6 separate regions of the Homo sapiens genome follow, and regions 1, 2, 3, 5 and 6 are each linked to region 4. A link is a loop called in an ENCODE intact Hi-C map of the cell type or tissue named here. Cell type or tissue: MCF 10A. All regions are shown on one strand.

The links. Hi-C counts contacts between places; a loop is a spot of excess contacts. Peaks named below come from ENCODE experiments on the same cell type or tissue, not always from the same donor. Only the 100,000 strongest peaks of a DNase experiment are listed, where the experiment ranks them.
Region 1: a loop joins it to region 4, with 11 times the contacts of the local background. A loop is called at or near these places in 45 of 110 quality-filtered maps.
Region 2: a loop joins it to region 4, with 11 times the contacts of the local background. A loop is called at or near these places in 43 of 110 quality-filtered maps.
Region 3: it touches region 4 in a loop (5-fold over the local background); 19 of 110 quality-filtered maps call a loop at or near these places.
Region 5: it touches region 4 in a loop (4-fold over the local background); 7 of 110 quality-filtered maps call a loop at or near these places.
Region 6: it touches region 4 in a loop (5-fold over the local background); 7 of 110 quality-filtered maps call a loop at or near these places.

The regions. Positions count from the first base shown.
Region 1 is chr18:22,464,278-22,469,277 of GRCh38, reverse strand. LOC124904260 (a long non-coding RNA gene) reads left to right here. Exons shown (of 3, transcript XR_007066305.1): 1 at 1-4,415. Among named protein-coding and RNA genes, the nearest start is that of CTAGE1, 49 kb to the right of the region's middle. RefSeq lists enhancers at 1,018-1,312, 511-1,710. In MCF 10A, no CTCF peak of the experiment used is centred here; DNase peaks (open chromatin) are centred at 1,247, 2,427 and 3,057.
Region 2 is chr18:21,896,008-21,901,007 of GRCh38, reverse strand. It overlaps LOC105372016 (a long non-coding RNA gene), which reads right to left and starts at 4,075. Exons shown (of 4, transcript XR_935276.3): 1 at 3,792-4,075. In MCF 10A, a CTCF peak has its summit at 3,059 (motif pointing left); a DNase peak (open chromatin) is centred at 3,067.
Region 3 is chr18:22,383,408-22,388,407 of GRCh38, reverse strand. No RefSeq gene overlaps it. Among named protein-coding and RNA genes, the nearest start is that of CTAGE1, 32 kb to the left of the region's middle. In MCF 10A, no CTCF peak of the experiment used is centred here; DNase peaks (open chromatin) are centred at 2,497 and 3,117.
Region 4 is chr18:22,561,038-22,566,037 of GRCh38, reverse strand. All of the region lies in intron 2 of LOC124904265 (a long non-coding RNA gene), which reads right to left. Among named protein-coding and RNA genes, the nearest start is that of CTAGE1, 150 kb to the right of the region's middle. In MCF 10A, a CTCF peak has its summit at 2,740 (motif pointing right); DNase peaks (open chromatin) are centred at 1,677 and 2,747.
Region 5 is chr18:22,221,947-22,226,946 of GRCh38, reverse strand. The region is part of intron 2 of LOC105372017 (a long non-coding RNA gene); the gene reads right to left. Among named protein-coding and RNA genes, the nearest start is that of GATA6, 55 kb to the right of the region's middle. In MCF 10A, no CTCF peak of the experiment used is centred here; a DNase peak (open chromatin) is centred at 3,106.
Region 6 is chr18:22,430,183-22,435,182 of GRCh38, reverse strand. No RefSeq gene overlaps it. Among named protein-coding and RNA genes, the nearest start is that of CTAGE1, 15 kb to the right of the region's middle. In MCF 10A, no CTCF peak of the experiment used is centred here; a DNase peak (open chromatin) is centred at 2,402.

The DNA.
Region 1 (5,000 bases), 97 kb after region 4:
CAAACAAAAACCCTCTGCATTCCTGAAGTGTGTGTGGGAGTTCTGTTGGTTTGGATGTCTGTGCTTTACAACCCGAATTCAAAATATATAGCCTCTCAGACTCCGTCACGTCCTTGACAATCAATCAGAAGATTGTTATTTGTTTTAATAAAAAAATTTTTTAAATGAGAAATGATCTGAACTACTTCCATTTTATTTCTATTCCTTAACCAGCCTCACCCTACTTCAGCTGATGGAGCTTCCCTAATCTCTAAATTGAAATCCTACAAGCTGCTTGAGCACTAGATTCTAGAACCTGCTCTGGCTATAACATGAAGTAAGTTGATCCCTGTGGGATTTTCCATGCAGTAGCTTGATCAAAGCTACTGGTTCCCACCCAAACCTTGCCAAAGGAACACCAAATTGAACCACCATCCACCAAGAAAGCACCGCCATAAGAACCGAAAGTCAGGTGAGTGATCACAGTACCTGTGTTTAACACCATAGCAAGGAAAGAGGCACCGAAGAGAGAAGGAAAGACAGTGTTGAATCGCCGACACCACCCTGCCCCCATCCCCTGGCAGCAGCTGTGTGGCAAGGAGAGAGAATCAAATAATTGTTAATTCTATGCCCAAATACACAGACCGGGGTAGTGTCTTAGTCTGTTCATGCTGCTATAACAAAATACCACAGACTAATTTATAAACAACAGAAATTTGTTTTTCACAGTTCTGGAGGCTGGGAAGTCCAAGATTGAGGTGCTGGCAGATTCTGTGTCTAGTGAGGGCTGCTTTCTGCTTCCAAGATGGCACCTTGTTGGTTCAACTTGTGAAAGAGATGGAAGGGCAAAAGGGACCTAGCTGGTTTTCCCCAGCCCTTTTATAAGGCACTAATCCCATGTATAAGGGCAGAGCCCTCATGGCCTAATCACCTCCTAAAAGCCCCACCTCTTAATGCTGTTGCCTTGGGGATAACGTTTCAATGTTATTTTGTGAATTTTGGAAGGGACACGAACATTCAAGCCATAGTAGGAAGACTGAGTCAACGTAAACCTGTACAGTAATCTCCCTTATCTGCAATTTCACTTTCCAAGGTTTCAGTTATCTTCAGTCATCCATGGTCCAAAAATATTAAATGAAAAATTCCAGAAATAAACAATCCATAAATTTTAAATTGCGTGCCATTCTGAGCAGCATGATGAAATCTCTCGTCATCCTGCCCAGGTCGTGAATCATGCCTTTGTCTAGCATATCCACACTGTAGAAACTCCCCACCCTTAGTCACGTAGTAGTCATCTCAGTTCTCACATGGAAAAAGCATGTATATGTAGGGTCAGTACTACTCGAGGTTTCAGGCATCCACTGGGAGTCTTGGAATGTATCCCACCACTGTAACCAATATCTGATGCTATTCTCACACCAAGCTGGTAAACCTGGCCTAAACAAAGTCCCAAGCTGCCCCCAGACTTGTGAGCTAGGGCTTTTGTCTAGAAACAATCTTTAGTGACCCAAAGTCAAAGCTTAGGTATCCTGTTGACTGGGCACAGCAGTAGAACCCATCGATTCTGGAACATGGACCTCTAACCAGGTAGGGTTCTGCTTCCTTGTTAGGTGCCTTGAGGAATGTGGGGCCAGGAGGGTCCTTCAGGCCTCTCCCTACACCCCAGTCCCACCCCAGCCCCCTCCTGCTGCTCCTGCAACTGCCCTACTCTCTCAGAAGCCTTGTGCTTCAGAAGTGTTTTAAGACAAGAGAGTGTGAGACTAAATGCAAACTGGCTTCAAAAATGACCATTGTTTGTATCCACTGGGAATCCTTCAAGACCTTTCCCTCCCCTCCCTTCTCCCCACGGTGAACTTTAAGCATTTTTATCCATGGAGACTAAAGACAAAGTACTGTGTCTGGCTTCTCTTCTCTTTTCCAGCCAGCCCACTTGCCAGTCTGGCTTCTCTCATCTTTGTTTGGATGCTCTTCTTCATGACTCCTCGCCAATGCACAGATGTAAACTATTGTCTGATTATTAAAAGAAAAACACAAAACACAAAAAAAGCACACATGCCTTCAGTATTAATGACCATAGAGCTGTCTGCATAAGGTGAAGTCTGTGGTCCTGAGCAGACCACAAGCCATCAGCCCCTGCTGCTCCAGGAACTTGTGCTTTTCTCCTAGGTTTTATTAAAAACAAATTTAGGCAAACACAACAGGCTCAGAAAGGAGCACCACTGTGCCCTTGAAACTTTGCTGGGCAGCCTCCAGTGGCAAGCCTTGTCTTTGTCACCTCCTCCCAGTGAAGTTCACTATCTTTTGGCCCCCCTCAGAACTGCTGCCCCATACTGTCCACCTCAGCCTAGTAGCCAGAGACCTCGTGTTTGGTCTTTGCCCTCAACAAGACACTTCTAGCCACACTGAGTCATTGCTAGCTTGTTGGAAAGGTGAGAGCACTGGGTGGAGAGTCAGAGGCTGGCTTCCCTCCTACCCCTGCTGATAGGTTGCATGATCCTGAGCAAGTTTCTTCTCCCTGCTCAGTATTCTTGCCTGCAAACTAAGAGGGCTGGGCTAGACACATTCCTTCCATTTTTCCTTAAGCAAATATTTATTTAGCTCCTGCTCTGTGCAAGACACCGAGGATGGAACTGAAAACAGGACAAACAAGGTCCTTGCCCTCATGTAGTATATGGAACAGCAGGAGAAAGTTAAAAGAAAGTAAAAGAAGACACTCTGAGCATCCTTGTATCTCCAGCAACCTTCAAATGTGTCACTGAGAACAGCCGAATGTGCTGTCGTTCTGATTTATTGGGGATCAAAGTCTTTAACTAAAGATGTGGGATTCTTGTATGGATTTTCACACATCAGCTTCAGGAAATAAGTAATAAGGAGGAGTTCATGACCCTGAAATCCCCCCTCAATGGATACCTGCTACACTTCTCTCCTGAAAGCCAGGTATCTGCAGCTGTCATCCCACTTGCTACTTTAACTGAAGGAATTTTCAGAAGCAGCAGCCAAACATGACACACCAGCAGCCTGTAGCTCCACCCTTCAGTGGAACTGTTATTTTTAGGCCTCTCCTCTCTTGTCACAAGCATCTACATACCTCCCTGGGTGACTCATGTTTGTGGATAGCACCAAGCACACGTGACTTTTTCAATGTGGGGCTGGCTTATTTTGACAAACCCACTCTCCGTTCCATCTCTACTTGCAATACTCAGAATACTGTAGTGTGGGAAAAACTGTGGGACTTCCAGTGCTCCTCAAATGTGTGCCATGCAGCAGGAAAACTACCCCCAGAGAAGCTGGGACAAAGCTGTCCATGAGCCAATGAGTTACTAGTCATAAAGTTGAACATATTGTTTCCATATTGCTTTGCTCCACATTCGTAGCCATATGACTTGACCCCAGAGTTTCAGGTACAGTAAAATGCTCTTATTCATTATGGGGCCATGTTACCATGCATCAAGGTGATATCCTGAAAAATCACACCTCACATGGCTGTTAGACACTTGTGTAAGACGTGGGCTCTCAAAACAGCACATACCGAAATTGGAGTACTTCTAGAAGGTGTTGGGCCTGAATCATCCATTTCTATCAGAATTTTTAGCAATTTTTTGGTCATAGAAAAAAATATTTCTGAGTCTATATTTCAGGCAATATGACAAAAAGGACAAAAACATTGCCATGTGGACCCAGGTCAGTGGCCTATCTGTGTGGTGCCAGGAGGCAGAGAAGATGAAGTTTCCCTTTCAGATTCAGCAAGTGACTCCTTTCGTCATAAATCCATTCGGTGGTGTCATGCCACACCTCTCTCTTATTACCTGTACACCCACTTTTTGTTTGTATATTGGTTTGTTTGTTTTGTTATTTCTGGTCTTCAATGATCTCAGGCTCTTTCTTATCACAAGGTATCCTCAAGGGCTATTACCTCTGCCCAAAATATATTCACCCTGGAATATATTCTTCACCCAGCTAACTCATTCTGGTCTTAGTTTAAAGACCTTTTCTCCAGAAAAGCTGTGTCGACCCCTTTGGGGGAAGGTGGATTTCTCTGTTTTTTCTTTCATAGCATCCTATATCTTTCCACTGTGGCAGTTCTCACAGCAGTATTTAAATGATTATTTGTTAAAATGACTTGCTGAATACATGTCTTTCCCACCAGATTTTAAACTTCATGAAGGCAAGCCTTCTTTATTCACTTCTACTGTTCCAATGTCCAGCACAACACTTTGCACGTAAGAGTATTTTTCTCAAAACCTGTGTCAATTTGATAAGTATCCTTCTTCAAATTTACATAGAAGGAGGACAACTGAAAAGCAATGTGGTCCATTCCCTGTTATATAAACACGTGTGTTGCACTGCAGAAGCAGAAAGAAAGCAGCAAGTGTTTCTGCCCGGAATCACATGAGGCAAGACTCAACAGAAGATGGAACATTTAAGCAGGCCTTGAGGTAAGAATAGTTCAGGTGAAAAGAGTGGAAAAAGGAATTCTGAGGAGATTTGATACAAAAAAAGGCAGAAAGATATGAACATATAGAATGAATTCCAGGGAAGGCACAGCAGTCAACTGTGGTAGAATACAGCATGACTGTAGAGGAATACAGGAAAGGGATCTGGAAAAATGCTGGTGGACTTGTCTTTTATTCTAGAGACTTTCTATTTGAAGCAAACTGAAATCAAACTTCAAATACATGAACATTAAATCATGAGTTTGTGCTCTAGAAAGTTCTCTCTAGTGGCAGAATGACAGATAGATTAGAGTGGGGAGGGGGTGAAAACGATTTGGAAGGTCATTGCAGTGATCCAGGCAAGAGGTGACCTGGCCCTAAACTCAGGCAGGTGGCTGGCATGGCATGAGGGACAGGTGCAAGAGAGAAAGTGGCAGTACAACCTGGAGGGCTTGGTATGTGTTATGGTTTGGCTGTGTCCCCACCCAAATCTCATCTTGAATTGTAGCTCCCGTAATTCCCATGTGTTGTGGGAGGAACCCAGTGGGAGACAATGGAATCATGGGGGCAGTTCCCCCCATACTGTTC
Region 2 (5,000 bases), 670 kb after region 4:
TTTGGGTGGGGACAGAGCCAAACCATATCACCTGGAGAAAGTGGACAGTTGTGACCCAAGAAGGCTGTCTCTTCTCAGGTCCCAGTTGAGCGCTTGCTTTTGTGACATGAATGTCCCCTAACCTTTTTTACTGGCACAGTGACTCATGGCAAAAGCAATGCACTTTGTCCCAAGCAGAGACTGCAGCAGTAGGGAATATCAGGAAACCTTGGGATCTGCCCGCCTGCAGGTGGTGAGGTCCTATTAGTGGGTGGACAACGCGTCCTTGTTTGCCATGGGTGTGAGATCATTGCTCTGCTGTCTGCTGGCACTCCCCTGGAGCTGCCTCAGGCTGGTGGGTGAGTTAGGTCTCTAAGGATGTTCCATACAGGGACTGGCCCTAAAGTTAATGCAGCTTAGGCTGCAGGACCCTCATTTGCACAGGCCCTCCAAGGCTTGGGAAGGGTCCAGCAGTGTTTTCACATTTGCATGATTACATTGTTTTTTCTTTTTCTTTTCTTTTTTGAGACAGGGTCTTACTCTGTCAACCACACTGGAGTGCAGTGGCACAATCTCAGCTCACTGCAGCCTCAACCTCCTGGGCTTGAGCAGTCCTCCTGCCTCATCCTCCCAAGTAGCTGGAACTATAGGCACACACCACAATGCCTGGCTAATTATTTTATATATAGAGAGAGAGATGGGGTCTCACTGTATTGCCCAGGCTGGTCTCAAACTCCTGGGCTCAAGGGATCCTCCTGACTCGGCTGTATTCCCAAAGTGCTGGGAATACAGGTGTGAGCCACCACACCCAGCCAAAAATAATATATTTAACTGCTATCAGTTATGACTATTTTCTGTTTCTACTCTCACTTTCCTTTCTCCACTCTTTCCCTGTGCCAGGTGGGATGGACCAGCCATGGGCATATCTGAAGGTACATTGAGGCAGATGAGAATGCATTGAGGGTACATTTATTTGGGGTTTTGTTGGATACATTTATGTGGCTTACAATTACTTCTGTGAATTCTTCACTTATTACTTATTACTAAGCTATCTTAGGAGCACCCTCATCTCACTCCCTGCCTAGTGTTATGACGGGAAGAACCAGGGCTATCCCTATACACTGTGTCCTATGGCATCTGGCATGAGAAGTACATAGATTGTGGAGGAAAAAGGTTTGAAATGAATCAAGCCAGAAGGTGGTCTGTGAAAAATTCTTCCAACTGTCAGACATGGAAAATGGTAAGCCAAAGGTTCCATTAACAACTACTAGTCAATGGCGGAGTATGGTGACTCATACCTGTAATCCCAGCACTTTGGGAGGCCGAGGCAGGTGGATGGCTTGAGCCCAGGAGTTTAAGACCACACTGGGCAGTTTAGTGAGACCTCATCTCTATTTAAAAAATAAATTAAAAGAAAAAAACTAATCAAAATGGAATTTGTCTCCTGTGAAGAATATGTTAGCCGGGTGCGGTGGCTCACGCCTGTAATCCCAGCACTTTGGGAGGACAAGGCGGGCAGATCATGAGGTCAGGAGATCAAGACCATCCTGGCTAACATGGTGAAACCCCATCTCTACTAAAAATACAAAAAATTAGCCGGGCGTGGTGGCAGGTGCCTGTAGTCCCAGCTATTCTGGAGGCTGAGGCAGGAGAATGGCGTGAACCCAGGAAGCGGAGCTTGCAGTGAGCTGAGATCGTGCCACTGCACTCCGGCCTGGGTGACAGAGCAAGACTCCATCTCAAAAAAAAAAAAAAAAAAAAAAAAAAAAACGAATATACCTGATAATACAGCACATACAATTATGAACAAACTTTGCTTTTTTTCTTTTTGGAGGGGATCACACAAAATACAATTTTCAGAATTTCTCTATAGGTATGGGATAAAACTGCAGAAGCACTACAAACAGCAAGTTATAGTCATGTGTGAAATCCTATGTGTTATGCATCCCAACCATCAATAATAATTACCAAGCAACCACGCTAATAGGAACAGCTGAATTACATTTCTATTTTCTCTACTAAAAATGATTGTAGAAAATTGCAGACACATTGAAAGACAATCAAAGAGTATAAAGCTAAAGATATGGGGGAAAGAAGCATTAGATACGTTAGGGGGCTCAGTAATAAAAATGTGCATTTTTTCTGGATTTGGAGACATTTGTAGTCTTTTTTCTAATTGTGATCAGTTGTGATTTATTTTCTCATTCTAAATAAAAATTTATTTTCACATATACATTTGTATTTGTCATTTTCTGTTATCTTCCTAAAGATGACACCCAAATTATATACGCTCTGGGCCTCACAAAACCTTGATCCACCTCCTGAATGTCCATATTAGCTTATAGAACTGATAATCATCCTTGCCAGGACCATGGAAAACACTGATTTTTGTTTCTCTGGTAGACAGGCAGTATGTTATGATGCTTAGGGGCCAGGAACTCTGGGACCAGAATGCCAGAGTTCAAATGCCACGTAAAGCATGACCCACAGTTTCTATCATTTATAAGACACTTAGAAAGTGCCGCTTCATAACACTTCGTAAATATTCACTATATTATTATTAGACTTAGACATGTCTTCTCTTGTTCTAAACCCTTATCCAGTTACAATAATTGCAAGATACAGAATTTTGAGAAATCATTTGTGATTATATTTTATGTACAGCAATTTTTAAATGAAACACTACTCTAAACTAAAAGTAAAGAATGAATTAGGGCTGGGCACGGTGGTTCACACCTGTAATCCCAGCACTTTGAAAGGAGGTGGTGGCAGGAGAATCGCTTGAGCCCAGGAGTTTGAGGCTGCAGTGAGCCATAATCATGCCACTGCATGCCCTCCTGGGCAAAAAAGCAAGACCCCAACCCTAAGGGAAAAAAAAAAAGAATGAATTGGAGCTCTCTGTCCCTTTGTTTCCCACCACATGGTAGCATGAGGATGGAGTGCAAGCGCTGGATGAATTCAGCTTGAGTAAAGCCAGGTGATGGAGAGGAGAACGTGTAAAGGTCAGAGGTCCATTCACCAATGCAATGATCCTCACTGCCCCAACGCTAAGCCAGGGAGGAGCAGGGCTTCATTCTATTCACTAAGGGGATTTTACTGACCCCTTGTGGGAGAAGAGGTTGGTGCATCCAATAAACATCCCAGTTTGGGGAACATGTTCTCCTGCAGTCCTTCACCCGAAAAATTCAAGGAACAGAAAGGTGAGGTAGGTTACTAACTGCCCGAGTTCTTCCCATTCAACTCGAAACTCTTTACAGTTACTTCTCAGATCAACTTCTTTCCTGACACTCTTCAGAGTTCTCATCAAAGGCAGGAGGAGTTTGATGTCAGGAATATGGGCTTTGGGTGTTCAAAAACAAAATGAAGGAAGGAAAGCAGGGAGGAGGGAAGCAGGCAGGGAGGGAGGAAAGATAAGAAAAAAATTTTTTGGATCTTAGCACAGCTACTGGCAAATGAAAGACTGTAAGCAATCTGTTTAACTCCCTGGGCCTCCCTATCCTCACAGGTGAAATGAAACTCATAATGCTAATGATTGAATCAGATGGTGTATATAAAGTGCCCGTGCGCAGCCCACAGTGGATGCTAAATAAGTGTCTGTTGTTATCGTTAAACATGATGCTGCCATATTTACTCAGTATCATGATACTCATTCGACAGTTACTTCACACTACTATAAAGCACATCTTTTGAAAGAAAAAAAAAACAGAAGTTTCTTTTAAAAGAACAATTTCCTCAGCAGAGACCAGGCTTGACATAGTCTCTGACAGTATACACAGATGGAAACCACTTCTTGTCCAGACAGCCCGGCTTACCTCGTGCAGGCCAGGCCATTCCGGGGTGGAGAGGGTTGGGAGGGGTCACGGACAGCACCACCCCTTCTGTAGAGCGGGCGGGGCAGCCTAGCTCGGGCGTGTCTTCACTTCTTTTCCCGTAGGAAATGCCTAGGGTCCTACGCAAGTAAATTCTCTTTGCTGCGACTGGAGAGAGACGATTCCCATTTATCCAGCCTCCTCATGTTCTGGCCTAAGACGCCCTCGGCCCTCCAGGGGAGTGGGCTCCCGAGCAGGGCGGTTCCACGGTTAGATGGAGAGGAGGGGCGCGGGAAGACCGCACAAGGCCGGCTTCGCTCCCTCCGCGGCAGGTACCAGGGGCCTGGGCAATGCCTCCTCACTCTTTTCGCCTTCGTCCCCAGGGGAGGGGAGATGGGGCTGAAGGATAACAGACACAACTAAACTGGAGAGACTGGGTTAGAGGAAAACGAACTGCCTGGCTTGGAACCACTTGGCCAGACCCCTGGAGTGAATCCCACACCTTTCCAGGCTGCTTGACCTCCCTACTCATTAAGCCAGTGCAGCCCAGAATCCTGACCTCCCAGGCCTCCTTCCCAAGGTCCCCCCGCTCTGGAATGGCAGCATCTCCGACTTTTCCTTTTTCTGTCTCCCGCTACAGAGCAATCGAAAAAATAAGTTCTTCTATGTATAGTAAGATATTAAAAGTCATTATTGACCATGCGCAGTGGCTCACGCCTGTAATCCCAAAACTTTAGGAGGCCGAAGCAGGAGATGGCTTGAGTCCAAGAGTTTGAGACCAGCCTGGCCAACATGGCAAAACCCCATTTCTACCAAATATATATATATGTATATATATATTTTAAATATATATATATGTATATATATATTTTAAATATATATATATATTTTAAATATATACAACATATGTATGTATTATATATATGTATGTATGTATACAAAAATTAGCCGGGCTTGGTGGCACACGCCTGTGGTCCCAAGCTACTTGGGAGGCTGAGGTAGGAGGATTTCTTGAGCCAGGGAGGTTGAGGCTGCTGTAAGCTGAGATCCCGCCACTGGACTCCAGAGAATGCGACAGAGCAAAACCTGGGCATCAGAGTGAGAACCTGTCTCAAAAAAAAAAAAGTCATCGTTGTTAAAATGTGAAAAGTTAGATGAGGTCATCATGTATGCTATATGTATGTTTTTAAAAAGAAAGGAGATACCAATACA
Region 3 (5,000 bases), 180 kb after region 4:
GAAAACCTTTGGTTTTCCATTTTTCATATGTAGTGGACCCAGAAAGCATTAAGAGGAAAGCTGCCAATGGCATTTAAAGTAAACCCAGGGTGAACAACTTCAAAAGAATAATGTATTATTCCTGGGCTCCTTCCCCATGGGCATTTTGCACATACTTCCTGATTTGCACCCAAGTATGCAGATTTCAAAGTCATAATAAAGGTCTCACTTCTCTACTCTTTAAGAAAAATAAAGTCAAGTGCACTGGCCTAGATGAAGTCATTTTAGTTGGTCAATACCCACCTGGCCTGGGCACCAATGTAGTTTGGAACCATTTTTTTTTCTTTTAATTCATCATGTCCTCATGGTAGCCCCGAGCTTTTTTTTGAAAATGGTTAACAGATGATGTGAGGCCTTGCTATTTATACCCTGCCATCCAGAGAGGGAAGCAGAATAGAAGGTGTCAAGTTGAAAGAAACCAACATTTGCCAAGTGCCCATTATGTGCCAAGGAAGGGGGAAGGGAGGCTTTTCTTGAACTAGAAGAAAAGAAACTGGATCTTAGGAGGCCCAGGATAGAACCAACTGGGCTCAGCTTCATCTGCTCATCACCTCCCTACCTACCAGGCCCTTGGGGGAATTTAGAATCAGGGGAAGGATAGAGATCATGGAGTGCTCACCGTTGGCCAAGAGACACACTATTTCAGGGATATACATAATCCCAACATGCAAAAATGTCAAGAGGAAGAAATTGGAAGGATGAAGCCATTGAAGAATCCATTAGCAAGGGTCTGTAGAGCCTGGAAAGCACAAGGTTGTATAAATATGAAACTCACGAGGCAACACGGAGGAGCAACGAGGTGGCTGGGCAAGCTGCCATATCCCAGCACCTGTTACTCCAGCAGAGACACAGGAAAGACACAGCCAGAGAATTCCATCACACAAGAGTTTATTAATTAATTCATTCATTCATTAAATGTTTTTTGAGCATTTACTATGTCTTGGTCACCGTGCAAAGGTACAAAAGATATTTAAGATATAGTCCTTGCCCTTAAATGAGTTCATATTCTGATGGGGAACCGCCTATTTTAAAAGATAAAATGCAGTGCCAGCCAGGCGCGGTGGCTCACGCCTGTAATCCCAGCACTTTGGGAGGCCGAGATGGGTGGATCACGAGGTCAGGAGATCGAGACCATCCTGACTAACACGGTGAAACTTCGTCTCTACTAAAAAATACAAAAAATTATCCGGGCATGGTGGCGGGCGCCTGTAGTCCCAGCTACTCGGGAGGCTGAGACAGGAGAATGGCGTAAACCCGGGAGGCAGAGCTTGCAGTGAGCCGAGTTTGCGCCACTGCACTCCAGCCTGGGCGACAGGGCGAGACTCCATCTCAGAAAAACAAAACAAAACAAAACAACAACAACAACAAAACGCAGTGCCAGGTGCTCATGTCTGTAATCTTAGCACTTTGGGAGGCTAAGGAGGGAGTATCACTCGAAGCCAGAAGTCTGAGAGTGACTTGGACAACATAGTGAGATCCTGTCTCTACCAAAAAGAAAAAAACATTAGCCGAGTGTTGTGGTGTGCATCTGTAGTCCCAGCTGCTCGGGAGGCTGAGGTGGGAGGATTGTTTGAGCCTGGGAGTTTGAGGCTGCAGTCAACTATGATCATGCCACTACACTCTAGCCTGGAAGTCAGAGTAAGATCCTGTCTCTAAAAACAAAACAAAACAAAATAAAAACTAATTGCAAAAATAGAGTATTGCAATGTGTATTGAGGGTATAATCAGAGGCAGCAAAGCCAGGAAACTCTTCAAGTAGAATCCTTAGGAGTTTTTCTAAACGCAGCTCTGATTTTCTTAGAATTTAGACATCTTACTTCCTGCTTCTGGAATTATAGTGCCTGTTACCTTAGATTGTTAAATTGCTGAGAGTGTGAAGATTTTTCTGCATCTTCATGGGTATCTGCAACATGAAAATAAAAGGATTAAAAATATCTTCAGAAACAATAAACAAGCTAGAAAGCCAAATGATCTTTGGAAAGAAAAGTTGAGAGTCCCTTATTAGACATTAAAACCTCCTACAATGTTAATTAAAACGTGGTATCAATTGAGCAATGGATAGAAAATTCAGTGCACAATATATAGCATGCCCAAAAACATTCACAAATACATGCAGTAGTTTAGTATATGGAAAAGTTTCCAACTCAAATTAGTAATGAAAGTCTGGGTTATTCAATAAATAGCGGTAAGTACCATTTGCAAAGATATCCATTTTATAATATAATGACACATCTTTCCCATCTATATCAAAATTAATTCCAGATGGACCAATAATTTAAATGTTTGTAAAATAAATCTTCAAGTTGCTAAAGTAAAATACGGGTGATGATTTATGAAACCCGAGCACAGAAGGATTTCCTAAGAATGACTAAGAATTAATCAGCATTAGAGGATAATGCTGATAGATTTTACTCCGTGTAAAGAAAGAATGTATGGTGTCACTTCCTCCCATTGACTTGAGGCAAAGGGTGAGAAAATGTCAGGGAGACACTCTGAGCAGACACGTTGACACTGGGGGAGGGTGGGTTTGCTGTCTTCATTTTCCAACAATAATCATGTATTATTGTGTAATACATAAAAGCATGTTATTTTTTACAGTAAATATCTGAGAACTCAATTTTCTTTTTCTTTTTTTCTTTTTCTTTTTTTTTTTTTGAGATGGAGTCTTGCTCTGTTGCCCAGGCTGAAGTGCAGTGATGTGATCTCTGCTCACTGCAACCTCTGGCTCCCAGGTTCAAGCGATTCTCCTGCCTCAGCCTCCTGAGTAGCTGGGATTACAGGCACCCACCACCATGCCCAGCTAATTTTTTTTTTTTTTTTTTGTATTTTAGTGGAGATGGGGTTTTTCCTTGTTGGCCAGGCTGGTCTCAAACTCCTGACCTCAGGTGATCCACCCGCCTTGGCCTCTCAAAGTGCTAGGATTACAGGCGTGAGCCACCAAGCCTGGCCTGAGAACTCAATTTTCGAAGTATTTTTCCCTTGACTCATCTAAAAAACAAACAAAAACTAAAGTTGATATGTTCCCAGTTAATTATACTCTTTTTAAAAAATTCATTTGTTTATTTATTTAGAGATGGAGTTTTGCTCTTGTTGCCCAGGCTGGAGTGCAGTGGCGCAATCTTGGCTCACTGCAACCTCTACCTCCCAAGTTCAAGCGATGCTCCTCCCTCAGCTTCCCAAGTGCTGGGATTACAGTTGCCTGCCACCATGCCCAGCTAATTTTTTTGTTTTTTTAGTAGAGACGGGATTTCACCATATTGGCCAGGCTGGTCTCGAACTCCTGATCTCAGGCGATCCACCCGCCTTGGCCTCCCAAAGTGCTGGGATTACAGGCGTGAGCCACTGCACCCAGCCAATTATACTCTTTTGCATACATTAGGGTGCAATTTTTCAAAGTAACCCAATGAGGTAAATGATTTCATTTTATCTCTACCTTTGGTTAATGAAGATATTAGGACTCAGTAGTGTAGAGAGTTGTCCAACATCACACAGCTAACAAGAAGCAGTACTGTACAGCATCCCCAGGCTTCCTGCTTCATGAGCTATGCTATGCCCCTACCGCCACCGCTGCTACTACTGCACAAACAATTTCTTCTTGCAGAGCTACCTTTAAAAAAAAACAAAAAACAAACAAACAAAAACCAGTCCTTTCAAAAATCATATTTTCAAAAATGCTATTTTAATAGTATTCTTTCTATATATCCATATGCTCAGGCAAAATGTACTACTTCTATCAGTCTTATCCCCAACTTTTCCTAAATGATATGCAAAAAAAACACATACCCTTGAATAAATAATAATTTAAAGGGATAGGTCATTCAAATTCATACATGGAAAATTGTGCATTTCTGTAAGAAGTTACAAAGTCTAGAGCCATAACTCTGTATGCTAAAATACATATATATATAAATATATATTAATCAAAGCACTTAATCTCTCAATTCAATATATCTGCTGTTCCATTTATTTTTCCAAGAACCTGTGGGTGGAAATTAGCTTCACATTTATATAACTAAAGGACCATGTGTTGGCTTTGCCAAATCTAAAGAACACAAGCTCTTAGGAGCTACATGAGAACCAGGAAAATGTCAGTTTTTCTTTTCTTTTTTTTTTTTGGACGGAGCTTGCTCTATTGCCCAAGCTGGAGTGCAATGGCACAATCTCGGCTCACTGCAACCTCTACCTCCCAGGTTCAAGTGATTCTTCTGCCTCAGCCTCCCTAAAAGCTGGGATTATAGGCGTAAGCCACCATGCCCAGCTAATTTTTTGTATTTTTAGTAGAGATGGGGTTTCACCATGTTGGCCAGGCTGATCTCAAACTCCTGGCCTCAAGTGCCAGGACTCTCTATCTGCCCATCTCAGCCTCCCAAAGTGCTGAGATTATAGGCGTGAGCCACTGCACCTGGTCCCTTGTTAGTTTTAAGTTACCGTTCTATCCTGAGCCTTTAGCATGGAAGGGACTCAACAAATATGAATGAAGATCTGGTTCAGAGGGAGACAGGCCTCCTGTCCTTAGGAAGCCAAAATGTGCTTACAACTTTTATTTGGCATTATTTTCAGAAAGGGACCCTCTTCATATTACAGTGGCTAAAAATAGAAAACTACCTAAATGTTAAGTCACAGGAGATTCATTAAATATATTACAGTCTAGACATGTTCTACAATTAAAATAACATTACAGAAGTCAAGTTGATGTATCACTTAGAATGTTTTCAGTTTCAAGTAACATAAAACCCTCACTGAAATTGATTTTAAAATAAGGACTTTTATTATTGCACATATCAGGAAGTCCAGAGATAGAAGATTCAGGGTTGCTTGATTCCAAGTCTCAATAATGTCATCAAGGGCCAGGTTCTTTCCATCACCCTTGCTCCGCCACCCTCATGGGTCATATTTGTCCTCATGTGTATCTTTTTCTCAGTTTCAGGATGGCTACAAAGCTCCAGGCACCACATCCAACA
Region 4 (5,000 bases):
GAAGCAGATCATCTTCCTCTGGAATGATTAAGAAAAATCATGACATGAACTTGCTATGTGGAATCTAGAAAAGTCGAATTCATGGAAGCAGAGCAGAAAGGTAGTTACTGGGAGCAGAAGTGGAGGGGAACTGAAGAAACGTTGCCCAAAGGACACAAAGTTTCAGTTATGCAGGATGAATACTGCCAGAGATTTAATGTACAGCCTGGTGACTGTGGTTGATAATACTGTATTGCATACTTGCAATTGGCAAAGGGAGTAGATCTTCAAATGTTCTCTCCCTCCCTCCCCCGGACCACACGTATATACGCAGTAACTAAGTGAAGAGATGGATATGTTAATTAGCTTGACTGTAGTAATCAGTTCACTGTGTAGTAAATAAAATTAACAAAAAAGGAAAAACAATGATAATATAGATTGCCTTTGATTTTTCCTATGCATGACTTGGAAATTTAGCATATATTTATTGAGTACCTACCACATGTGACCCTGTGCTGATGCTAGGATGCCATGGGAGGTGGTAGAGAATATAAAGGTAAGTAAACCAAAGCTCACAGTTTCAATTTAAAATAGTTCTGTGTAAAATTATTAAATTACTCTTTAATTACTCCAGCAATTCCCAGCAGTCTTTTTTAAACAAATATAGCCTCAAGCCTCTTGCAGAGATGCTTTTACTTCTTACATATTTATATTTATTTTTATTGTGCATTTAAAAAATATTTTTCCCAAGTATCTATTGACGGATGAATGGACAAACAAAACAAAGTGTAATACACACACACACACACACACACACACACACACACAGACAAACACAGGAATATTATTTAGCGTTTAAAATGAAGGAAATTCTGACATGCTGCAACATGGATTAACCTTGAAAATATGCTAAGTGAAACATGCCAGTAACAAAGGGGCAAATAGTGTTTGATTCCACTTATATGAGGCACCTACAGTGGTCAAATTCGTAAAGGCAAAAAGTAGAATAGTAGTTGCCAGGGGCTGAGGGTAGGGGAGAATGAGAAATTATTAGATAGTGGAGACAGAGTTTGTTTGGGAAGATTTTTTAAAGTTCTGGAAATAGATGCTGGGGATAGTTGCTCAATTATGTGAATGTACTTAATGCCACAAAATTGTACACTTAAAACACTTAAAATGGGCCAGGCACAGTGGCTCACGCCTGTAATCCCAGTACTTTGGGAGGCAAAAGTGGGCGGATCATGAGGTCAGGAGTTTGAGACCAGCCTGGCCAATATGGTGAAACCCCGTCTCTACTACAAAATGCAAAAATTAGTTGGGCGCTGTGGCGCGTACCTGTAGTCCCAGCTACTTGGGAGGCTGAGGCAGGAGAATTGCTGGAACCCAGGAGGTGGAAGTTGCAGTGAGTTGAGAGCTCGCCACTGCATCATTCCAGCCTGGGTGACAGAGCGAGACTCTATGGGGAAAAAAAAAAAAGTTAAAATGGTAAATTTTATGTTACTTATTTCTTACAACAAGAAAAATGCTTTTTAACCAAACAGAATATAAACTCTTGTGAACAGGGCTAGGGAACTGATTTTCTCCTAATCACTAAGAAAATTCCACCTGAGAGGCAAGGGCCTAGGAGTTGGAGAGCTGGGCTCCTGTTTGGTGCCAGCTCTGTGGTTAGCTAGCTATGTGAACTCCACTCAACCTTGCCAAGCCTCAGTTTCTTCATCTTTCAAATGAGTAAGAGTGGGGAGGGGCACCGCATATCTCAGTGCTCTGATTTCCATTTAACCACAGATTTAGAACCAAGGTGGCTTGGCTTCAAATATTCAACTCCTCTGCTGGCAAATAAACAGATCTTCGGGAAACTGTACTTGTCTTCCAGAGAAAAGGTTTATTTCAGTAGGTTCTCACAGAGCAAATCTAAGCACCAACAATGTAGAGTTTTGAGAATGCAGAGTATTTCCTGAACACATAATCCTTCCCTCCTTGAAACTGTCTATGATGTAGGAATTCAGTTCCCATCCAGATTTACAGATGTAAATCTTCAGTTACCTAATAAAATGGAGAGAAGAAAATCATGTGATTATATTTTGAATCTAGTAATACTAATGAATTCAAAGCCAGACTTCATTTTAGAGGGCTTTTGTAAAAAGTTCTATTTTCCAATCTAATGCTTGGTGTTGAGTCTTGAAAATTTAAGGTAATGCAAACCCTATCATTTCCACCTCTAAAAATTCTATCAGAGTCTCTAAGAATCTATGTTTAGGCTCCTTACACAGCGGCAAACATGGAAACAATATTTATCGTCCACAACTTTCCTAGGTAGATCAAATTGTTCAACACAGAACTGGCATTCTACTGGCAAGTGCCTGGTTACCAGCTAAATAGTTGGGTACACCCAGTAGACCTGCAGATAGAGAAAGCTTTCAAGACCAGTCTGGATACAAACAATATCTGGGAATCAATTGCCTAGGACTATCTCAATGGTAGGAGAAGTCTGCCTCAAGGAAATGTGTATTGTTCTTGAAAATGCCAGACACCAGTAGGAAACACAAACACAGACTCAAAAGAAGCAGGGAATGGCAGACTGAATAAACAGCACGTGCGCACCCATTTTCCTAGGAAATATGTGTCCAAGACTGAAGAGTTGTGGTGCAGTCTTATCTGTCATTTACGTCTTAAAGATAGGTGAGTCTTGGATAATATCGTGCTTGTGCCCCACAGGAGGCTGCCAACTATTATCATAGATCATCCACTAGAGGGTGACAACCACATATGCTTAGGGATGGATGACTGTAGACACAGTGCACATTCCACAGTCCTGAGAAGAGTTTCTTGAAGCTCATCCGCCTAAGTGGTTGGACTTTCACTTTGGAGTCGCCCATAAAAAGGAGAGAGGGAAACTATACATCTTTTCCATACTTATGGCCTAGGTTGTCTCTCCTTTTCAGACTTAGTTAAGAAAAAATTAAATATATATACGAATTTTTTGTAAGTAGAAGGAACACCTCCTATCACATTAAATAGGAGGTGAGTATCTCTAACAGTTGGGAGAAGGACATGCTGAGATTTTTTCCTATTACTATTATGGATCTTTGGGACAGTTTCAGTAAGTACTTTCAGGGGGTACTTGGTTTTTCCAACTTGAAAATGGGGGCTATTCATTATAAATCTTAGAGCAAAATTCTGATAGCAAAGTAGATAGAGGAATATAGAACCTTTTATTAGAAGGTTTTTGTGTCTTTCTAGGATAATTATTACAAGTAGTATCAATATATACCAACTAATATGCATGAGATAAGATGGCGGGTCTGAGTCTTGGTTGGGATGTGGGTCTGGAATCTTGGATTATGGACATAAGAAATATTATGAACACTTAATGAACACCTAGGCAGCAGGCTCAAGCCCAAGCACACACCACAGTAGCTTTCGAATAGTTTGGATGTATTCTAATTTGTATTTCTCCCCAGCTACTTTTGTGGGTAGTCATTTAGGCAGCCCTTCATAGAGTTCTGGGTCTTTTCCTTAACTTTCCACAAAAATGTTTCAGCTTTAGGAAGAGGTTTTGGGAAACCAGAATGTTTCCATTACTGTACGGTTAAACCTTTTGTTCACTACTTAGACAAATATACTGAGCACTCATTTTTGTTTTTTTTTTAAGAGACAGTAGCTTTTATAACAGGCTCGAACATAAGCTCCTGTGAACTATGTACATAGTAAGTCCTCCGTAGCTGTTGCATATATAATCCATGGTTAGTATAAAATTATCGTAATTTTAAATAAGACAAGCCATAGTTCTATGAGTGATATAATTTTAAATAAGACAAGCCATCGTTCTTTGAGTGATGTGTTTGAGTGATGCTTCTTGATACTTCTTTCAGCTTAAACATAGAAATCATGATCACACCACTGCACTCCAGCCTGGGTAACAGCGAGACTCTGTCTCAAAAAAATAAAAATTAAAACTAAAATAAACATAGAAACCAGATTTTCTTTGGTTTCCTCTGTCGGTGACTTTGGCTGGTTCTCTTTTGCATGTTCGTTGATGTTTCTCCTTGCCTTTGTGTTTAGTGTTTTTAGCAGGCGGTGTTTATAATAGACTAAAACTTTGGGAGCCAGACAGACCTGGGTTCAGTGGGTTTACATTGCTGGGTTTTATAAGGATTAGAAGCAAATATATGTACAGTGCCTGGCACAAAATATATAAACAAAATGTTGTTTGTTAGTTATTAGTACTAGCTGTATTAATAATAATAATGATACTATATATAATAATATACATTTGTATATATAATAATATATATTTGTATATTTTATATATATAAAATGATAATATTGGAAAGCTAGAGGGTGCAGCGAAGAGATGGCAGGGTGAGCGTGGTATAAGTCTGAATTTGGCCATCTGGTTATTTGCAAGTTCTCTTCCAGCAAATATTTGTTGTGTACCTTCCATAAGCAGCATTGTTCTAGGCACTGGGGACCAAGTGAAAAACCAGACCCCGTCCTAGGAACAGTATTTGCTGTTTACATTGTCATATAGGAAGGAGCAGTGCACTTAGCAAGAGAATTTTTTAGTGGTGCTGTTTTGGGACCTGCTTCTATTTAACTTAACGGAAACTGTTTTCAGTAACAGATTTATTGAGATATAATTCACATACTATACAATTCACCCATTTAAAGCATGTAAGTCTGTGGTTATTAGCATATTCAGAGTTGTACAATCACCATCACAATTAATTCTAGCAGTCGCTCCCCCAGTCCCCTTACTCCTACCCCCACCCCCAGTTCAAGGTAACAGCTAATCTACTTCCCGTCTCTATAGAGTTGCCTGTTCTGGACGTTTCATCTAAATGGAATTATAGAATATGTGGTCTTTTATAAGTGGCTTCTCTCACCTAGTTTAAAGTTCTCAAGGCTCATCCATGGTTATAGCATGTATCAGTATTTTATTCCATTTTATGGCTGAAAACATTTTTGAAGTTTCCTTAATGCACATTAAATACTCATATGTTGATTGATTCATTCATTTT
Region 5 (5,000 bases), 340 kb after region 4:
TAGGATTCAAATATGTGTTGTTCCCCTCCCCGCTTCCTGCATTTCAGGACAGATCTTCAGAAAGGAGCCAGGAGTGAAAAGCTGGATCATTCAGACGAGAGCCTTTGGGGGAGACAGATGTTCAGGAGGAGTCCAAGGGACAGCTTTGGGCTGAGGAAAGGCACTGAGAAGGAGAGTGGGAGGAAATGAAGGCAGAAGCAGAAGGAGCAGAGGAGAGGTATTTAAAGGGCCTGAGAAATCACAACCAGTCGCCCTCTGTGAGATGGCTTGAAAGTGCTGTGTGTCTCCCTCCAGAGAGGACAGAGGTAGAAGAGTGGCCCCTCTTCCTGAAGTCCTGTCTTCATTTGCTACTGCTGAGATTTTCCTAAGAAAACAATTTCAAAGTATCTACATGCAAAAATGTTCCTGGTCCCATCAATAACAGAAAATCCAGAAACAATCAAAATGTCCACCAAAGGGATTGGTTAGACTTAAGTATTCCCATTTCCTGCCTCCTCCTTCCCATATTTAATTTCTTTTCAGACTCCACACATAAGTGGCAGCATGCAGTATTCTTCCTTCTGTGCCTGCCTTATGTTACTTAACATATTGTCCTGTAAGTTCATCCATTTCGTCTCAAATGACAGAATTTCCATCTTCTTTGTAAAGGCTGAATAATATTCCATTATATGTGTATAGAGACAGATAGCTATACTGCAATTTCTTTATCCACTCATCTGTCTATGTACACTTTGGTTGGTTCCCGATCTTGGCTATTGTGAATAATGCTGCAATGAATGAGGGAATGCAGATACCTTTATAAGGTGGTGATTTCATTTCCTTTGGTCAAAAGGTACAAAGTTGCAATTATGTAGGATAAATAAGTTAAAGAGATCTGATGTACAACATGAGGATTATAATTAATAATATTGTATTATATACTGGTAATTTGCCAAGAGAGCAGATTTTAGCTGGGCATGAGGGCACATGCTTGTAGTGATGGCTACTCAGGAGGCTGAAGAGGGATCCTCGAGCCCAGGAGTTCAAGGTTACAGTGAGCTATGATTGTGCCACTGCACTCCAGCCTGGGTGACAGAGGGAGACCCTATCTCAAAAAAAAAAAAAAATTAAATCAAGAGTTTGCTTAGTACATTCAGGGTGTCCACATGATCAATATTATGCAGACATCAAAAATGATCATTATGAAGGCAATGTATAAACATAGGATATAGGTGGGAGGAATGGATAATATTCAGTGAGTATGTTACAATGAGCTTGCCACAATGCCAAATAAATGTGTCTTTATTTGTGGACCAAAACTAGAAAATATGAAAATATATAAATGCTTCTATCATATGAAGATGGTAGTATTATGGGTTTTATGGGTTTTTTACATTTTCTTCAGACCTTTTTTTTCACCTCATTGCTGCCAGTGTGCCTTTTCAAACTTTTTTAGCATTATTTTTATATCCACTTTTTCCATTTAAAATGTCTCTAAGGCTGTGGTAGTTTCATTAGTGGAGACATCCTTCCTGTGTAAATCCAAGTATCTCAGAAGGCAAGAGGATGGGAGAAGTTGTCTTCCTTTTTGAACACCCACCAATAGTCTAGACTGCTTTCACATGGAAGGGGTGCTAATTAGTAATTTTTCACATTTGCTAATGAATAAGTCACCTCGGGGAAAATTGATAGAGGTGTAGAACACAGGTCACTTGTGGGGCCCAGAAGTGAGTTATTGGCTTGGAATGGAAGCTGTGAAAGTTGAAGACGATAAACAGCTACTTGGACCATTTGCCTCAAATTCTGATCACCCATCTCGTCAGCAAAGGCCACAGCTCACTGAGGTTACTGTGGTTTCACCAGGTTTCCTCATTATTTGGAAAAGACCTGAGCTTGCCATTGCTAAGCTAAGTTGAACTATTTCACTTGGCCTAATTTTTCTGGTTATTTTATTTCTTAAAACTTAGCACCAGCTGAGCTTGGTTGCTCACGCCTATAATCCTAGCAACTTGAGAGACTAAGGCTGGCGGATAACTTGAGGCCAGGAGTTCAAGATCAGCCTGGGTGACACAGCAAGACCTCATCTCTAAAAAAAAAAAAAAACAATTAGCCGGCTGTGGTGGTGTGCACCTGTAATCCCAGCTGCTCTGGAGGCTGTAGCGAGCCTGGAAAGTCAAGACTGCAGACGGCAGTGAGTAATGATCACACCACTGCACTCCAGCCTAGGCAACACACCCAAAATCTAAAAAATAAGTAAAATGAAAAACTTAGCACTTATTTTTATTATGGATAAAAACAAGAAGGTGCTTGGCAGAAACAGCACAGCCCAGAGGAAAAAATGGCCCTATTGGTTTCTACCACCCTGATCCTGAATCCCCTGTGACACACAGGGTTAGTGTTCTCTCTTTATGGCTAACAAGTTTTGCTGACCTAGTAGTATTTAGGCAGGACAAGTAAGGCCTCAGGCTTAGGAAGCCAGATGCCTGGGGATTTGTAAGGGAGAGCCCTGGGAGCCTTCCCACGTTGCCCACCTGCACAGAGCTGTGTGCCCTTAAGCAAGTCACTTCACTCACTGAATCCTTCTTTCTGCATTAACTGGAGGATGATTGACACCCAGCCTGTGTTCCTAATACCATCACCCATCCATTGACCAGACACTGTCTTTAGAATCAAATGAGATAGCAGAAAAGGTTTTTTTAAAGCCTTTTACCTATGCTACAGAATAGTATTAAATAAACCAAACACACACACACACACACACACACACACATTTAAGAGGGAGTGGAGGGCGTTTCAGGCATATTAACTGCCCCAGGGACTGACAATGAGGATATAAAGTCCCTATAAGCCAAGGTCCAGGGCTGTCCTGTGTTAGCAGAGCCCTTGAAAGAGCTACCACAGGTCCCAACTAACTATTTAAGAACAAAGGGGAAAACACAACCCAGAAAACCAGAGAGAAGAGAAAAAATAAATAAATAAGAAACCAGGAGTACTGGTGCTTCTGAGGGCAGGTGGAAAGCACAGCCTTAGCCCTGGGGCTTTGATGACATCAGCACTGGCCAGAAAGGAGCTCAGCACATCTCCCTGCCCCTCCCACGGGTTCCAACCCCGCAGTTGCTCACCGCCAGCAGGGCCGGCACCTGAGTCACCCACTTGTCAACGCCCTGGGTTTCCCTTGGACTCCTTGCCCGCCGGGGCTGCCAGATGATGAGATCATAGCACTTGACAAAACCCTGTCTTTCAAAAGCACTTTTATCCAAATGATTTTTTTAAAAAAGAATTTAACAGGCATTATCTTACTAGCTGTCCCATCTTCGGCAAGGCCCACAGCCTGAATACATTAAGGTGTGTTCAGGTTTGAATACACCTTATTTTTTAGGGCAGTCTTAGGTTCATAGCAAAATTGGGCAGAAAGTACGGAGCTCTCACAGACCCCTTGTTCCCCCAGCACGCACAGCCCCACCCACTATCCGCATCCCCACATCCTGCACCAGAGTGCTACGTTGGTTACAATCCAAAGTCCATAGTCCGTGTTAGGGCTCACCCTTGGTGTTGTACATCCTATGACATATTCAGTTTTCAAGGAGAGAAACAGGCAACAAGGGTTCAGAAATGCACACCCTCTCAGTAGAGCAAGGACTCCACCCTCCCCAACCAGGACAGCCTTCTCTCCATCCTTAGTGTGATGCTTTCCTTCTTCAGCCATAAAGCAAGGGAACACTTGATAAGTATTAACGCGTAGGGAAAGTTTTTTCTAAAGCAGAATCATCTAAACTAGTGCTCCTCAAACTTTTACTTGAATACAAATCCCTCGAGAGTCTTGCTAAATCCAGATTTGGCTTGAATAGGTCTGGGACAGAGCCTGAGCTGCTCCAACAAGCTCCCAGGGGATGCCCACGCTGCAGGTGATCAGACCATATTTTGAGGAGCAAGGCTCTGTTTTAAAGGAGTGGCCACAGGGAGTGGGAGCTTTCAAGTGAGTGGATTGGGCCAAATCATACCTCTGCCAATGGCTGGATCTAAAACAATGTGATGATCAAACCTACGTTGCAGGACTCAAGAGGACAATGAATGCAAAGTTCAGTTCCGAGCTGGCACTCAATGACCTGAGCGTAACTACTGTTACTCTCCTTTTTGTTACTATTAGTATTATTATTATTAAGGCAGAGTCTCACTCTGTTGCCCAGGCTGGAGTGCAGTGGTATGATCTTGGCTCACTGCAGCCTCCACCTCCCAGGTTCCAGCAATTCTCCGGCCTCAGCCTCCCCAGTGGCTGGGATTACAGGCATGTGCCACCACGCCCAGCTAATTTTTGTATTTTTAGTAGAGATGGGGTTTTGCCATGTTGGCCAGGCTGGTCTTGAACTCCTGACCTCAAGTGATCCACCCACCTTGGCCTCCCAAAGTGCTGGGATTACAGGCATGAGCCACCACACCTGGCCTGTTACTATTATTATTATCACTCTTCTTCACTCTTCTTCTTCTTGTTTTTGTACTTGCCCAGGTGAGAGTACAGTGGCACAATCAAGGCTCACTGAAGCCTCAACCTCCCAGGCTCAAGTGATCCTCCCACTTCAACCTCCTGAGGAGCTGGGACTACAGGTGTGTGCCACCATGCCTGGCTAGTTTTTTTAAATTTTTTGTGGAGACAGGATCTCCCTATATTGCCCACTCTAGTCTCAAACTCCTGACCTTAAGTGATCCTCCCACCTCAGCCTCCCAAAGTCCTGGGATTACAGGTGTGACCACCATGCCCAGCTTCATTATTCTTTTGGCTGATTTTGATCAGTTTTCCTTTACCCATCTTTGTCTCAAAAAGCATATTATCCACTTTTGGATAATTTTACATTAAATTTTACATTAATTTTACATAATCTTACAAAGAACACCTCATAAAACCAGATTAGCTTGTAAGGTCTAGGCTGTGAAATTAAAAATAAATAAATAAATTAGCATATGAGTTCACTGAATCATGTAGACCAAAATTTTAAATACATCCAAAATCTTTTCTTTTACTCTGC
Region 6 (5,000 bases), 130 kb after region 4:
CAAAACGGAGAGGCCAATGAATCATGGCTGCTCCCTGTCCATCAACACCCCGCCTCACCCCCACCCACTTAGACCTTGGTGGAAATGGCAAGAAAACCAAACAGCTATTTATACATTTCTTTTTGAAGTCCTAAAACTCAGTGGTGGCATCAATTGACTTCTCTCTTCAACTCTCAACCCTTAAGGAATAAAAAAGAGGAATCAGCTGATGGCCATCTCTGAGGCTGACCCAGAGAGTTAAGGAGACTGCTGGCCTCACCTCCTCTGTCTTTAGGTGTTCAGGGAACACAGCTCTAGGGCTTCAGGATTTGCAGTGATTATTTAGGTCCTCTGATTAGAGGCAGGGTTGGAGTCTCTTCAGTAAAATCATCGTGTCCGGCTTCTAGAAAAATTATTATTGCAACCCTTTGAACAAGAAAAAAAACCCCTCTATTTTTAATTTAAACAATAAAGCAAAGAACTTGAAAGTATATCTCAGAGTGGTGTTAAGAAGCCAAGAAGTGTTAAGAAGTGGTGGTGGTGTTAAGAAGCCAAGAAGATGGTGGCCGACTGGGTCAAACGGCACTGTGAGCACAAGGCAGATGCAGGTGGAAAAGTGTGTTTTGTGATCCTGTTGGTATGAATGATTTCTCTCCCAGAAGAGTAGCTTGGTGGATCCATCTTAGGCTGGGGGTTTCCAGGCAAGTACAATGGAGGGAGAGAAACAAGAGAGCTTTGAGGGTGCTTGTGAAGATGGAGCCAACCATTAATTAAGCCATGAATTAATTAAGCCATGAAAGGAAGGATGAGAGAACATGGGGACCTGATGAGTAATAAGAAAATTAGGGAGTTAGTGAAGTGGCCGTCGTGGGTTCATTTAAACCTCAAAATAACCCCACAGTGTTACCGGGGATTAAAGAGATTAACTTGCCCAAGGTCACAAAGCTAATAAAAAGCAGATTGCAGATTTCAACTTGCTTTGTCTGACATGAAATCTAGTGTGTGAGGCACCACTATACATATCCACAGACACTGTAACTTCCCTTCCGCCTCTGGGTAATGTGCCAATTCCAGTCTACCGTAACTGAAACCAGCAGGGGAGAGTTCCAAGTGTGGACTAGGCCGAACTGATCCAACTACAAGACAATCTCCCTTTGGGGTGTCCCGATCCCACTGTGAGGTATGATCCTCTCACCCAGAGCATGTCTACAGAGCATCAAGTAACAGGATGGCTGAGAAAGTCCACATTTTATATGAAGCTTTTCTGTTTTAAAAATCTTTCAGCACTGTGTGTGCATACAATCATTTTTAATTATAGTTTTTAGCTCCTAAAAACTATAATGCATATATATGCTTTGGGATTATAGCCATCTGTTCTAAGTCTCACAATATATTCCAGATATAAAAAATAAAACATAAAACAAAATTTGAAGAAGTCAAGCCAGAGTTTGTAGTTGCATAAAAAGTCTCTTACTTGCTTGATGAATGATAGTGACTTATGGAATTATTTAACATCTTCATCCAGGTGTTTTTTTTTTTCCCATTAATAATAGTATAGCAGCTCAGATAGTTTACCAATCTAAGATCATTTTAATGGTGATGTGTTACTTTTCTCTTGCTTTGGATATTTAAAGCAAGATTTGCAAAGTTGTTTGTTCGTTTGTTTTTGCAGTTCCGTACTTTTTAGTCTTTGGGATGCCCCTCATGAGCAAAGTGTTAAAGGAGAACCCTGTTTCTCTATGTAATTGTAAATGCATAAGCTTGTAGCATCTCAGACTTAGAACCACATTGGAAATCTGGTCGGCGTCCCACGGGGTACAGGAAGCCTCCAGGAGGGGTCCCTGACAGCAGTTACCAGATTCTTCTTAGCCACTTCTGACAACAAACTGCGGAGGCTTAGCCCATCTTTTAACTGCTCTGATTACAGCTCCCAGGGAGGAGACAAACCTTTAAGAGGTCTTCCTAAACCTAAGTGTCCCCCTTGCAGGTCACTTCAGGATATAACTGAATCCAAATTATTAACTAAAGATGTAACGTGTTTTCTCTACTCCCAACCGCTCTCCAAGAAATGTCTTGACTTGCAGCTGCTACCAGAAAGAAAAAGCGAGAACGCCGGTGGCGCCTTCTCACGGACTCTATCAGAGCATGGATAGATTGTGTGCCCTGGGGGGCTGATGTGGACAGGAACACCAGGTTCTCCCTCGTTTGTTCTTTATCTGTACTTACTGCACGTTTTTCTGCCATGGACTTTTTATTATTCTAAATTGTGAGTGAGATAATAGTTGGTTTCTCAAAGTGCAAAGGCTAAACCTACTGATAAACTTCAGCCGCTACCAAAGGATAAACGCCACCCAAACTGCCAAAACAATCATGACCTCACTTCCTGCATGGAGTCTGAATGCTTCACCAGAAACTCAGAGAACCCGGCAGGCAAGGCTCTGGCACGGGTCACAGGCAGAGATCAATGAGTCATCCAAGCCGTTCCTTGGCCAATTCTTTTAAGGAAGGAAGATATGGAGCAAGTTATTTTGCTCCATCTCCCGTATCACTACTTGTGTCTCGGGAGACTTTGCTATCATCAAGCCTTTCAAAGAGATGAGTTTGATTCCCACTGTTCCTACCAGTAAAATTTACTTGTGGGATTTTCTAAAAGTCTGGGCCAAACATCAAACAACTTAGACGTTCCTATCCTCCCCAACGAATGGATTTTCAGGTCTGGTGTGAAAAACCTCCATTTGGGGCCAGGCATGGTGGCCCATGCCTGTAATCCTAGCACTTTGGGAGGCTGTGGCAAGCAGAACACCTGAGTTCAGGAGTTTGAGACCAGCCTGCCCAACATGGCAAAACCCCCGTCTCTACTAAAAATGCAAAAATTAGCTGGGTGTGGTGGTGCATGACTGTAATCCCAGCTACTCAGGGGGTTGAGGAAGCAGAATTGTTTGAACCCAGGAAGCAGAGGTTGCAGTGACCTGAGATCGTACCACTGCACTCCAGCCTGGGAGACAGAGCAAGGCTCCATCAAAAAAAAAAAAAAAAAAGTCCTCCATTTGGGGTGTGGTGGTGCATGCCTGTGGTCCCAGCTACTCCAGAGGCTGAGGTGGGAGGATCACTTGAGCCCAGGCAGTCGAGGCTGCAATGAGGCATGATCACGCCACTGTAATCCAGCCTGGATGACAAAGTGAGACCTTGTCTTAAAACAACAACTGAAAAAACACCTCCATTTGTATAATAGCCAGACCAGAAAAGGATACATTTAATTTGCAATACTAATTAGAGTTTTCTAAGATGAATATTTAAGACTTCCTGAAAGCATTGGCTTGGGAGTTTCTGAAGGTCTGAAAAAAAACCAGTAGCATTTGTGCGATTCTTGAAGTTCTAATGGTCCTAAAACAGATAAAACCGTTCCCAATGCCCGATGGGCTGTCAAATTGCTCCAGGGAAACGGAACAAATATTGTTGGAAGGGCCACGATGGAACAAGTCTTGTTGGTTCTACAGACACAAAGTTACTAAGGCCTTGACCTATCTGTGATTCTCAAACACAGTGGGAAGGACTAAAAGAATGCACAGGATCCGAGGGAAGCCCAGAGGAGAGCCCTGAGCCCAGCCCCGCCTTGGAAAACAGGGTCTGGAAGGGCTTTTCACGGTGGGCACCCTGACTGGGTTTTAGAAGGCAAGTAGGAATTAATGAATCCAGCTACAGTGTAGCAGGATAAAAGGAAATTAGAAATTGAAATGAGAAGGCCTATGTTTAAGACATGATTATTGTTATGTACTGAACGTTTGTGTCCCTCCCTCATCACTCATATGTTGAAGCTCTAACCCCCAATGGGATGAGACCTTGGGAGGTAATGAGACCTTGGAGATGGACCTTTGGGAGGTAATGAGAGTTACATTAGGTCTTGAGGTTGGGTCCTGCATGATGGGATTTGTGACTTTATAAGGAGAGGAAGCACCCACTGAGGAAGGGTCATGTGAGGACGCAGCAAGAAGGTGGCCCTCTGCAAGCCTGGGAGAGAGCCCTCCCCAGCACCCAACCCTGCCGACATCCAGATCTCAAACTTCCAGCCCCCAGAACCATGAGAAAACAAATGTGTGTTGCATAAGCCACCCAGGCCATGGTATTTTGTTATGGTTGCCTAAACAGACTAATATAATTTTTCTCCCTTATTACCTGTGTAACCTTCTTAGAGAAAATAACTTTATGTTTCTAAAACTGTTTCCATTTTATAAAATGGTGATGCGAATACCTAGTTTGCAGCATTGTTTAAAAGTTAAATGAGATAGTATTTCCATTCCAGCCAGAAACTGTGTGCCCATGACCTGGGGATGAGAGAGACTGAAGAACTGAAATCTCACCATCCTAAAACAGATCTGTTTGCACTTTGATCATTTCTTAAATACAAAGATTTCTCCCAATGACTGCATACATTTCATGTGGTAGTGTTGTCTTTCTTCTAGAAATCTGTTATTAAACATTATTGTCTCTTCAACAAATGGGATCTTAGAATCAGGGAAATATCTGGTCATGGTTTTGCCTGGAACAAGGAGCAAAGAGAGACCAGGCTGTGGCAGGAGAGGGGGCTGCAGAGGTAAGCATGGGACATAATTCATGGGGGCAGCCAGGCTTGGAAAAGAGCAAGGACAGGATAGAGTTTATACGTTGGTAGCTGGGAAGACAGGCTGAAGGCTTGGGAGTCTTACGGAGGCAGGAAAACACGTGGTGCAAATAACTGGAGCAAGAGTCCAACAGACCCAGTGCAGACAGAAAGTGGTCATTTGAACATGGGAATTCTCATATGGGGGAGTTTTGGGGAATGCATGGAACAAGCATAGCCAAGAGGGTGGCTGGTTGAAATGGAATCCAAGTAAAGGTCACTGGAGTCAAGGGGGTCAGGAAAATATTGTCTGGAGTGTTGGACCCATGTGTACATTGGCCTTTGATGTTCTGCAAGATGACAGGACACAAAGTGCAGAAGGCTGCTGCCAAAGCCTCCACAGCTTCTTCTCCTGAGTTGCTAA